2 separate regions of the Homo sapiens genome follow, and region 1 is linked to region 2. The links are chromatin contacts, found by Hi-C or POLR2A ChIA-PET in ENCODE. All regions are on one chromosome and are shown on one strand. Each heading gives the region's core, a stretch centred on a gene start or an enhancer-like site at or near the end of the contact. The rest is flanking DNA. Distances are from core to core; before and after follow the strand shown.

Region 1 (4,584 bases), core at 2,080-4,579, 430 kb before region 2:
AAAGGATGCCCTGGAGAGCCTCGGGACCGAGGCAGAGGACTGCCACAGGGGTGGGGCCACCACAGAGAGCCCCCACTAGGGCACTGCCCAGTGGAGCTGTCATTGTGGTGGGGCCACTACAGAGAGACCCCACTGAGGCAATGCCTGCTTGGAGCTGTGGGGACAGGGTCACCCCCAAGAGCCCCGTAGAGCCACAAGCATACAACTCCAGCCTGGGAGAGCTGGAGGCACCTGTAGGAACTCCAACCCATGAGAGCTGCAGTGTGGGCTGTGCGCAACAAAGCTGTGGTGGCGGGGACACCCAGAGCCTTGGGGGCCCAACCGCCAACCCAGTGTGTCCAGAAGGCAGGACATCAAGTCCAAGATTATTCTCAAGCCTTATTAAGGCTTAACATTGTTTGCCCCACTGGGTTAGGACCTGTCAGTAACACTCCTTTCTTCCTGTTGTTCCCTTTTGGAATGGGAATGTCTATTCTATGCATGTCCTACCATCGTATTGTGGAAGCACCTAACTTGTTTGATTTCACAGGCTCACATGTGGAGGAGAACTTGTCTCAGGATGAATCGTATCTTGAAACTCATCCATATCTGATTTGGATGATGATATTCAGACCAGACTCTGGACTTAGACTTCTGAATTGACACTGGGATGAGCTAAGACTTTTGGGGCTATTAGGATGAAATCAGTGTATTTTGCATGTGAGAAGGACATAAATTTTAGGGAGCCAGGAAGTATCTGTGTCCCTCCAAAGTTCATTATGTTGAAACCTCATTCCCAATGCAATAGTATTCAGAGGTGAGACCTTAAGGAGGTGATTAGGTCATGAAGGCACAGCCCTCATGAATGAGACTTGTGCCCTTATAATAGAGCCCTATGAGCTTATTCACCCCTTCTGCCATGTCATGACACACCAAGAAGGTGTCATCTATGAGGAAAAGGGCCCTCACCAGACACTGAATCTGCCAGTGCCTTGATCTTGGATTTCTGAGCCTCTAGAACTGTGAGCAATAGATGTATATTGTTTACAAATTACCCAGTCTCAGGTATTTATTTTATCATAGCAGCCTGAACAAATTAAGACAGGCTAGTAAGAAAAGGTAGAGTTTAAGGAAAGGTAACTTTGATTTTAGACAATTTTTAAAGGTAAGACTAGAACTTAGAGATAACTAATTGGGAATCATACAGAGCAGCAGGCACGGTGGAAACACAGAGGAGAGGGGTACAGAGAGAGCAGAGGAGATGCCTCAGGGGACAGCCAAGGTCTCCAGGGCTAGGAGGGAGGAAGAGTTAGCAAGGTTAATGGAAGAGCTGCGGTCTTGAGTGATGGTGGTTATGGAAACAGCATCATTTCTCCATTCATTAGTGCAAAGTGCTCTATTTTCTCAGTATAGATTTCAGACTAAATCTAAAGAACCTATATTCAAAGACATCCATAAAAAAGACTACACAGTACACTGTCAAGTAAGAACGACAAAGGGTTCACTGGGTTTTTAATAGTCAAGGCTGGTACTAGACTGCAGACCCCAGGGAATGCTTTTCATGGCTGTATTAATGTATCAAGTTCTAAGTCAACAAATTGGCAGTTGCAATGACTTTTTTAACCAGAAATAATTATTAATGGGAAAAGCAAGTTTCCAACATCCCTATCCTTCCCACATTATGACTTCCATTGACAGTGATTTTTAAATATATAATTACTCAGAAAATGGATTAAAACCAGATTATTCACTGTCCGACACCAAATTTTTTCAGTGATGTTAAAAATTCTCTTTTTGGATAGTAATTTCCATCACTTGGAAAATAAAAGCCAAATACAGTATGATCAATCAAGAGTGTTGCTGGTCGCACTGAAAACTGTGAATCCAGGGGAGATACATGCCTTCTGGCTGGAGTTCCTCCCCAGAAACAAGGGGCAAGACCAGTACTAACAGCAGGAAAATGAAATTTCAACCCACAAGGCCCTCTGTGGTCAGGTGCCACCCAGTCCCAAGTAGTCAGTCTCTAAATGCTGAGACCTCTGAGAAGGCAGGAACTTTCTGGAACTATTGTGTTCATTTTAAACTTACAGATTCTGCTGGCTTGCATTTTATTTTATACTAACTTGCCTACTATCCCTTTAAACTGCCTGTTCTCTCCCTCATCTCTCTTTAAACGAAAAATAATATCCTATAAAACAGAGCAGACAGACAGCTGTGCACTACTGCGTAATCCATCTTTCTAAAATCCTCACACTTGACACAGAAGCCAACTCTCATTTTAGATGCTTGGAAATAGAATCAAGAGCAAATTCTAGCATTCTGGGTGGCTAGGTTGAAAGTACACATGGCAGTTCTCAGAAGGGTGATGGGGCCAGCGTCAAGAAATGCTCTGTTCTTACCGATCACACCCTTCATCCAGATCTTGACAATCACACAAACAAGTAGCCACGTGGTTCTTTTCCCCATTCCGATCTATGTACTCGCAGCAGCACAGGGGCTCCAATTCAGGTTCTTCGGTTTTCTTTTTCTTCACAGGCTTCATACTGCCCTTCTGTGTCATGATTTGCACCTGTCACCATGAGGCGTAAGAAGCCCTCAGAAGGTAAAGGTGGAAAGAACACAACTTACATCTCGTAAATAGGTCCACGCCTCTCTCTCTCTGCTTAACCTCCAACGCCTGAGCAATCAAAAATGAGAAGAGAGAGGGGGAGGGGGTCCCGTTTTCATCAGGCTTCTGTGGCTCCGCCTGGCCACACAGGGGGCTCCAGGGTTCTTGGAGGTCTGAGCTGCCTTCACCGCCCCTTCCCAGCCTGGGCAGGCGCCGTCTGGGCACCAGCCGTTCCTATGGCGACAGCCGACCACGCGTCCGGGACAGCCGGGGCGCGGGCGGTTGCGCTCACCTGCGGGTGCAGGCTGGGAGGGCCGAGCGGTCTCCGCTCCAAGCCTGGGCGCTGGTGGGAACTCAGCCTCGGGGCTATAGGGAAAGGCGAAGCATATGCCCGCTAGCAGCGGCTGACACACCAGGCTCCCTGGCAGTGCTCAGGGGTCGCGGTCCAGCCCAACTGGTCGGGCCCCTTGCAGGGTGCGCCTCTCCCGCCCCCGCCAATCCGGAGGACGTGGGCGGGCCTCGCGCACCACCCCGCCAGGAGAATGACCTTGGAAGGGAAGTTACCTGCCCTCTGGCCGGAGGTGCAACTGCAGCCAAAGAGGCGGAGGGGAGATGGGTCGGCTTCCCCGGAGGCACAGACGCGTCTCCCGATCTCTGCTACGCGGAGCCCCGGGCGTGACGGCAGGAGTCTCCGGGACCCGGGCTCCGCTCGGCCGCTCCCTCGCCGCAGCCGCCCACCTGTGACCACAGCCCGCCGCGGCCCGGGCGGCGCGCCCGCCTCCCCGCGCCGTCCCAACCGCCCCTCCGCCCGCCCGGCTCGGTGCGCCAGGTCCACGCGCGCTTCCGGGTGCCCCGCCCCCGGCGCCGGGGTTCCCCGCCTGTCCGCACGTGCGCCGCCCGCCTCCCCGCGGTGCCCGCGGGCGAGGCTCCTCCTCCTGGCCCGCGGCCCTGGCGCCGGGAAGGGGAAAATCGGCTCCCGAGAGCGCGTCCAGGAGGCAGGGGCAGGAGGTGGGTCCCGCACCTCCGGCCTGCCCCGCCACGCCACGCCCCGCCCCGCCCCAGAGGCGGCAGCCGGGCGCCGCCGGTGCCTGCGGGCGGCGCGCCGGTGGGACAGCCTCCGGAGCCCCGGGGTGCGGACGAGGTGCGGAGACGGAAATACGGGAAACCCGGGAACCCGGAGGATTTCCGAACTACGTGAGACCGTGGAGCCGCCAGCCTTCATTCAGACTCCGGCAACAGGCGGTGAGGGAGCTTTCCACCGCAAAATGTTATCCAAGTACCTCCCCCAGTTTCGCTGACCTTCTCTTAAAGGCCCATCACTGCTGCCGGATCTGTTCATTTAGCAACCTGTTCGTTTCATGATTTCTGGCTAGCAGCCTTTACATTGGACCAGCAGGCCTCGCTAGTACTTTTGTTCCAGTCGTCTGTGTATTTGAGATGAAACTGCCCTGAGATGAGAGTCCTTTTTGGGTTTTATTATTGCACAAAATTTCTTTAAAGAGTGTGGGCCCATGTACACGTTTCACTACCGCAGGCTTTCTAGTTTTGTTTTTAAGTAGAAAAAGAAGAAAAACTACAACTCAGAAATTTTCAATTTTATTAATATTCAATTTACGTAACAGGCTCAAATTTTATTAATTGAATTCTGCATCCATACGAATTTAGTCTTAATTTATAAAGCAACTTACTTCGATACTCTTCCTTGAAGTATGTTATAAAATACAACGTTTAAATAAACATCACAAAAATATTGTTTGTCGATCATTTTTGTGACTTTAACAGAGAAATCTTCAAGTTTATAATCCACTCATTCTTGCTTACAGCCAGACACTACATAAATCCTTACCAAAACAAAACAAACCCAGGTAGGTTCACTGTTACCCCTAGGTATGCTTCGTTGGAATTCACCCAGAGAAACCCATTTTCCCTCTAACGGAGTCAATACTTTCATTCTCTACAGGCATCTCAAAAATGACTATAATAATGCCATGTGGCTT
Region 2 (4,804 bases), core at 847-3,346:
ACTGTTATTCTGTCTTCTTGCTTGTTTTGATTCTAATGAGAAACTGATGTAATCCTTAGTTTTGTTCTGCTGTATACGACATGTATTTTTTTCCTTGGATGCTTTTAAGATTCTTTTATCACTCGTTCTGAGCAATTTGATTATGAAGTATTTTGATTAGCTTTCTTCATATTTCTTATGCTGAGCTTCTGAAGGCAGGTCTGTGGGTAAAGATAGTGACAGAAGGATTAAAATAATGATGGGAGCTTAGGGAAGTTCTCTTTTGAATAATTCAGTGTAATCAATGCAGTAGGAAGCAAGGTCATTGTGTGAGAATGAGGATAGGAGACAAGGCATTGGGTATGAATGAAGGTATAAAACTAATATGTAGGAAAATCAATGAACAGGGACCTGTAATGAGATGTTCAAGCATCTTTAAGGTCCTACTTAACATCAGTAATCATGAATTTAAAGTCAGCATGATTGGGTGTTTTTTTTCAGATTCAGCTGCATGGGTGCAAGCACTTAGTAAGTGTAAAGTAGGGATGGCTAATATGGTCATTTTGCCAAGTGATTACAGCAATTTAGAGAGGGGCAGGGAGTTGAGGATGCAAGCAAGTGGATGATTGTTGATTATTAAATATATCTACATCAAACTTCCTCAATCAGAGTGAAAACTATTAAAGGCAGTACCTTTCCTCTAGAAGGTTTTGGGCATGTATTTGCAGACCACACATGGGTGTATTGTAACAGCAGAAAGCAAGGGGCTAGAGGAAATTGTCTTACCAGAGCAAATAAACTCTGTTTTTGAATCAAGTGCTTTGTAAAGTTCTTAACGTGGTCCACGCAGCTCTGACTGTCGTGGATCCAGCCTATCAGGGCGCCTCCCCTTCACAGCAAGTTCCCACTGTTCTCTAAACTTCAGACACACTGGACCTCTTCCTGTCCCTTGCATTTTCCACATCTTTGCACATGCAGCTCCCTCTGCAGGAATGCTTTCCCCTTCCCCACTGGCCTATTCATGTCTGAGCTTTCCTGAGTAATTCAAATATTACTATAATAATAAGCTAAGTATTTGGTTAGAGTGCTTCCTTCTTAGCACTCGTCATAATTTTAATGTTTTTGTCATTGATAACTGTCTGTTAATATGCTGTAAGTTTCCCACCTTGCCTGTTTTTAGCCCCATAGAACCTAGCTCTCCCGCACATTTGTAGGTTGTAATAAACAACTTTTTTTTTTTTTTTTGAGACAAGGTCTTGCTTTGTCGTCCAGGCTGGAGTGAAGTGGTATGACTGTGGCTCACTACAGCTTTGCCCTCCTTGGCTCAAGCGATCCTCGCACCTCAGCTTCCTGAGTAGCTGGAACTACAGGCGTGTTCCCACGCCCAGCTAATTTTTTAATTTTTCGTAGAGACGGGGTTTCGCCATCTTGCCCATGCTTGTCTCAAACTCCTGAGCTTAAGCAATCCTTCTGCTTCTGTCTCCAAAAGTGCTGGGATTCCACTACTAAAGATTTGTAAACAAATGAATAGAGATGAAAGCAAATTAAGTGATATGTGAAGTCTGGTGAGGAGAGCAACATCTTTCTTTTGGAGAATTCTCGAGGCACCGGCTAATGCTATATGCCTATTCTTTTTTTTTTTTTTTTTTTTTTGAGACGGAGTCTCGCTCTTTCGCCCAGGCCGGACTGCAGTGGCGCCATGTCGGCTCACTGCAACCTCCACCTCCCAGGTTCACGCCATTCTCCTGCCTCAGCCTCCCGAGTAGCTGGGACTACAGGCGCCCGCCACCTGGCCCGGGTAATTTTTTGTATTTTTAGTAGAGACGGGGTTTCACCGTGTTAGCCAGGATGGTCTCGATCTCCTGACCTCGTGATCCGCCTGCCTCGGCCTCCCAAAGTGCTGGGATTACAGGCGTCAGCCACCGCGCCCGGCCTGCTATATACCTATTCTTTAATAATTTGCCCTGAACCTTGCAGAGGAACCTCTCTCCCTTAGACTCAGGACCCGAGATAGGCTTTGGGAGGCGCCTGCGCACTGGGCTCGCCGGATATACGCAAGGGCGTGGGGCGGAGCTCTGGTAACCCAGGCAACAGCCCGGAAGCCGCTGGCTGGGTTAACCTGTGGCGCGCTCCGCGGTTCCGGCGCCTGAAGTTTTAGCTGCGGTGGCGGCGGCAGTCGGGACCGACTGCAAGGCAGGTTGAGATGATGGATCTGAGGCTTGCAGCTCGCAGTCCCAACGAGCCTTAGGGACCAGGGCTACCAAAAGGGTGGGGAGAACGGTGGTGGCATCTGTCTGTTGCCTGGGATCCAGGCGCCCGGTTGGGGAATCCTTACTTCAGGAAGCGCAGCCGCGGCTCTGTGTTTTGAGAGTGCAAGTACGTGTCAGGGTGCGTGTCTGGGTATGTTTGTGCGTGGCGCCAGAGCACCTCGAGTATGCGCGTGCGCACCGCTTTCGGGAGCTTTTGCACAGAGCTGGTAATTGGGGGTGCTCGATTGTAGCGTTGGGGGAGTTCACCGTGTAGCAGGAGAGAGGCAAACTATCCAGGGTGCTTTGGGACCGGGAGCGTCATTTAAATCGATGGATGTCAGAGGGGCTTCTCAGAAGGCTCCTCCTGTGAGTTTTGAGGAGTCCGTGGAAGTTAACCCAGTAGAGAAGAGAGTGAGCCTAATGAGTGTTCCAAGCAGAGGGAAAAGAATGGTTGCAACTGTGTGTGAGGCGAGAGCTTGGTTTTAGGATTTGCGGGAGATGTGAGAGAACACTGGAAAGAAAAGTCAGCCGGGCCATATGGGGGAGAGGGTCTGAATGCCAAGCTGAGTTGGATTGCTTTTGACAGTGGGGAGCCATCCGAATCTAGAGGAAGTAGGTAAAGGGTTCAGATCTATTCTCTATCCATGTATTTAGGTAGGATTGATTCAACAGTGTTTGGAAAGAGTTCTTGTTTCTCTTTGATCAGTTTTCCACACCAGTCAGAGTGGATTTACTAAGTCCAGTCATAACTATCCCTTTTAAAATTCTTCAGTGGTTTCCTATGGTCTTAGGTGTTCAGATTGCTGTGGCTCACAAGACTACAATCTGCTGTCTGCCTTTCTTCCTTTAACCTCTCACCCTCTCAGATCTTTGTTAATTGAACTGAACTTCTCAAACTCTTCGTAAATGCATTTTCCCTTGCCTGGAATATTCTTTCCCCTGCTTCTAACTTTTATTCGTATTTTAGCTCTCAGTGCAAACATTTTTGGGGGTATTACAGAGAGGAGAAGCTTTTACTTACTGCATAGAGTTAGTTAGGTACTTTCATGGCACACAGAATTTACTTCCCATGCTGCCCTTTTGTTGTAAATACTTGTTTAATTGCGGTCCTCTTAGAAACTCTTAACTCTGCAAGGGCATAGACTATTCTACTTTCTTGTTATATCTGGTGCCTCGCTTTTAGATGGTGCTTCAAAATATTAGTTACATTAATAGATGGATGATGAAGTCAGTGAGTGAAGAGTGAAAGGGAGACTAATTAGAATAATGAGAGCCTGAACAAAAATATTTTTAGTAGAGATGGAGAAGAGCGGGCAAGAGAGATTTTTAGGGAAAAAGTTAATAGATTCTGTTATCTGATTCACTAAGAGATAAGGAACAGAGGTGATGCTGAGGTTTTAAATTGGAGCAACTAGGATTGTAATTCTGTAAATTCAGCTTAATTGAACATATTTATCGAGTCAACCAGTTATATATCAGCAAGTAGAGATTTGGGGTATGATGATGAGCTGTATTTTGATATACTGTATTTGTGATATTTGGGAGATGTATATAGTAGGTAGTTAGAAATGAGCATTTGGTGTTTTTGTTTTGTTTTTGTTTGTTTATTTTAAGAGACAGAGCCTCACTTTGTCACCTAGGCTGGAGTGCAGGGGCGCCATCGTAGCTCACTGCAGCCTCCAATTCCTGGGCTCAAGCAGTCCTCCCACCTCAGCCTCCTGAGTAGCTGAAACTATAGGCACTCACTGCCACTCCTGGCTAATTAAAAAAAATTTTTTTTTTAGAGACAGGGTCTTGCTATGTTGCACAGGCTGGTCTTGAGCTTCCTGCCTCAAGCGATCCTCCAGCCTCAGCCTCCCGAGTTGCTGGGATTACAGATGCGAGCCACTGTGTTTGAAGTTTTGAGGAAAGGTGTGAATCATTGATTTGGGACTCATTTTCACAGTGTGTTTGTTTGTCCATACATTCATAGCTTTGCTCAAGGGAGTTGGTGAGGTCACTGAGGGAGGATGTGAACTGCCCCTTTGTGATCAAGAAAGCAGCTCCATGAGAGCTGGCACCATATTAGACTTGTTTACTAATATCTTAGTTTATTTAGTTTACTTAGTTTACTTGTTTACTTGTATCTCTAATGCCTAGCCAGTGCCTGGTGTGTGCTGCACTCCCCCAAATAATTATTGAATGAAAGGAGAGGGTATCTAATGGAAAGACAAGAAGAATGAGAACTGAGATAGAACTGGGTGGAAATCCTTGATTAAATTGTTTGTGTGGAGGAGGACAATAGAGCCTGTGAAGAAAAGGAGAAAAGAATAGAAGAGGCCAGGTGTGGTGGCTCACGCCTGTAATCCCAGCACTTTGGGAGGCCAAGGCAGGTAGATCACGAGATCAGGAGTTCGAGACCAGCCTGACCAACATGGTGAAACCCCGTTTCTACTAAAAATACAAAAGTTAGCCGGGCATGGTGGCAAGCGCCTGTAATCCCAGCTATTCAGGAGGCTGAGGGAGGAGAATCGCTTGAACCCGGGAGGTGGAGGTTGCAGTGAGCTGAGGTCGTGCCACTGCACTCCAGCCTGGTA

What was found. A loop is a pair of places that touch in the nucleus more often than their neighbours do. ChIA-PET counts read pairs that join two places held with the same protein, here RNA polymerase II (POLR2A). Pooled maps may share reads with other maps.
Region 1: a map of cardiac septum shows a loop between it and region 2 (5-fold over the local background). The contact joins the promoter of ZDHHC23 here to the promoter of SPICE1-CFAP44 in region 2. A Hi-C loop is called at or near these places in 2 of 168 maps with a recorded cell type or tissue (cardiac septum and naive thymus-derived CD4-positive, alpha-beta T cell) and 12 of 50 pooled maps. POLR2A ChIA-PET finds 5 or more read pairs at or near these places in 1 of 52 experiments (SK-N-SH).

Annotation. Positions count from the first base shown.
Region 1 is chr3:113,946,758-113,951,341 of GRCh38, reverse strand. ZDHHC23 (zDHHC palmitoyltransferase 23) reads right to left here and starts at 3,329. Exons shown (of 5, transcript NM_001320466.2): 1 at 3,152-3,329; 2 at 2,379-2,656. The coding sequence starts at 2,539. GRAMD1C (GRAM domain containing 1C) reads right to left here. Exons shown (of 18, transcript NM_017577.5): 18 at 4,168-4,584. RefSeq lists silencers at 2,747-2,846, 3,197-3,696 and an enhancer at 3,411-3,911.
Region 2 is chr3:113,512,448-113,517,251 of GRCh38, reverse strand. SPICE1-CFAP44 (SPICE1-CFAP44 readthrough (NMD candidate)) reads left to right here and starts at 2,096. Exons shown (of 52, transcript NR_183050.1): 1 at 2,096-2,355. SPICE1 (spindle and centriole associated protein 1) reads left to right here and starts at 2,096. Exons shown (of 18, transcript NM_144718.4): 1 at 2,096-2,355. RefSeq lists enhancers at 754-803, 864-913, 1,424-1,473, 2,180-2,229, 2,290-2,409.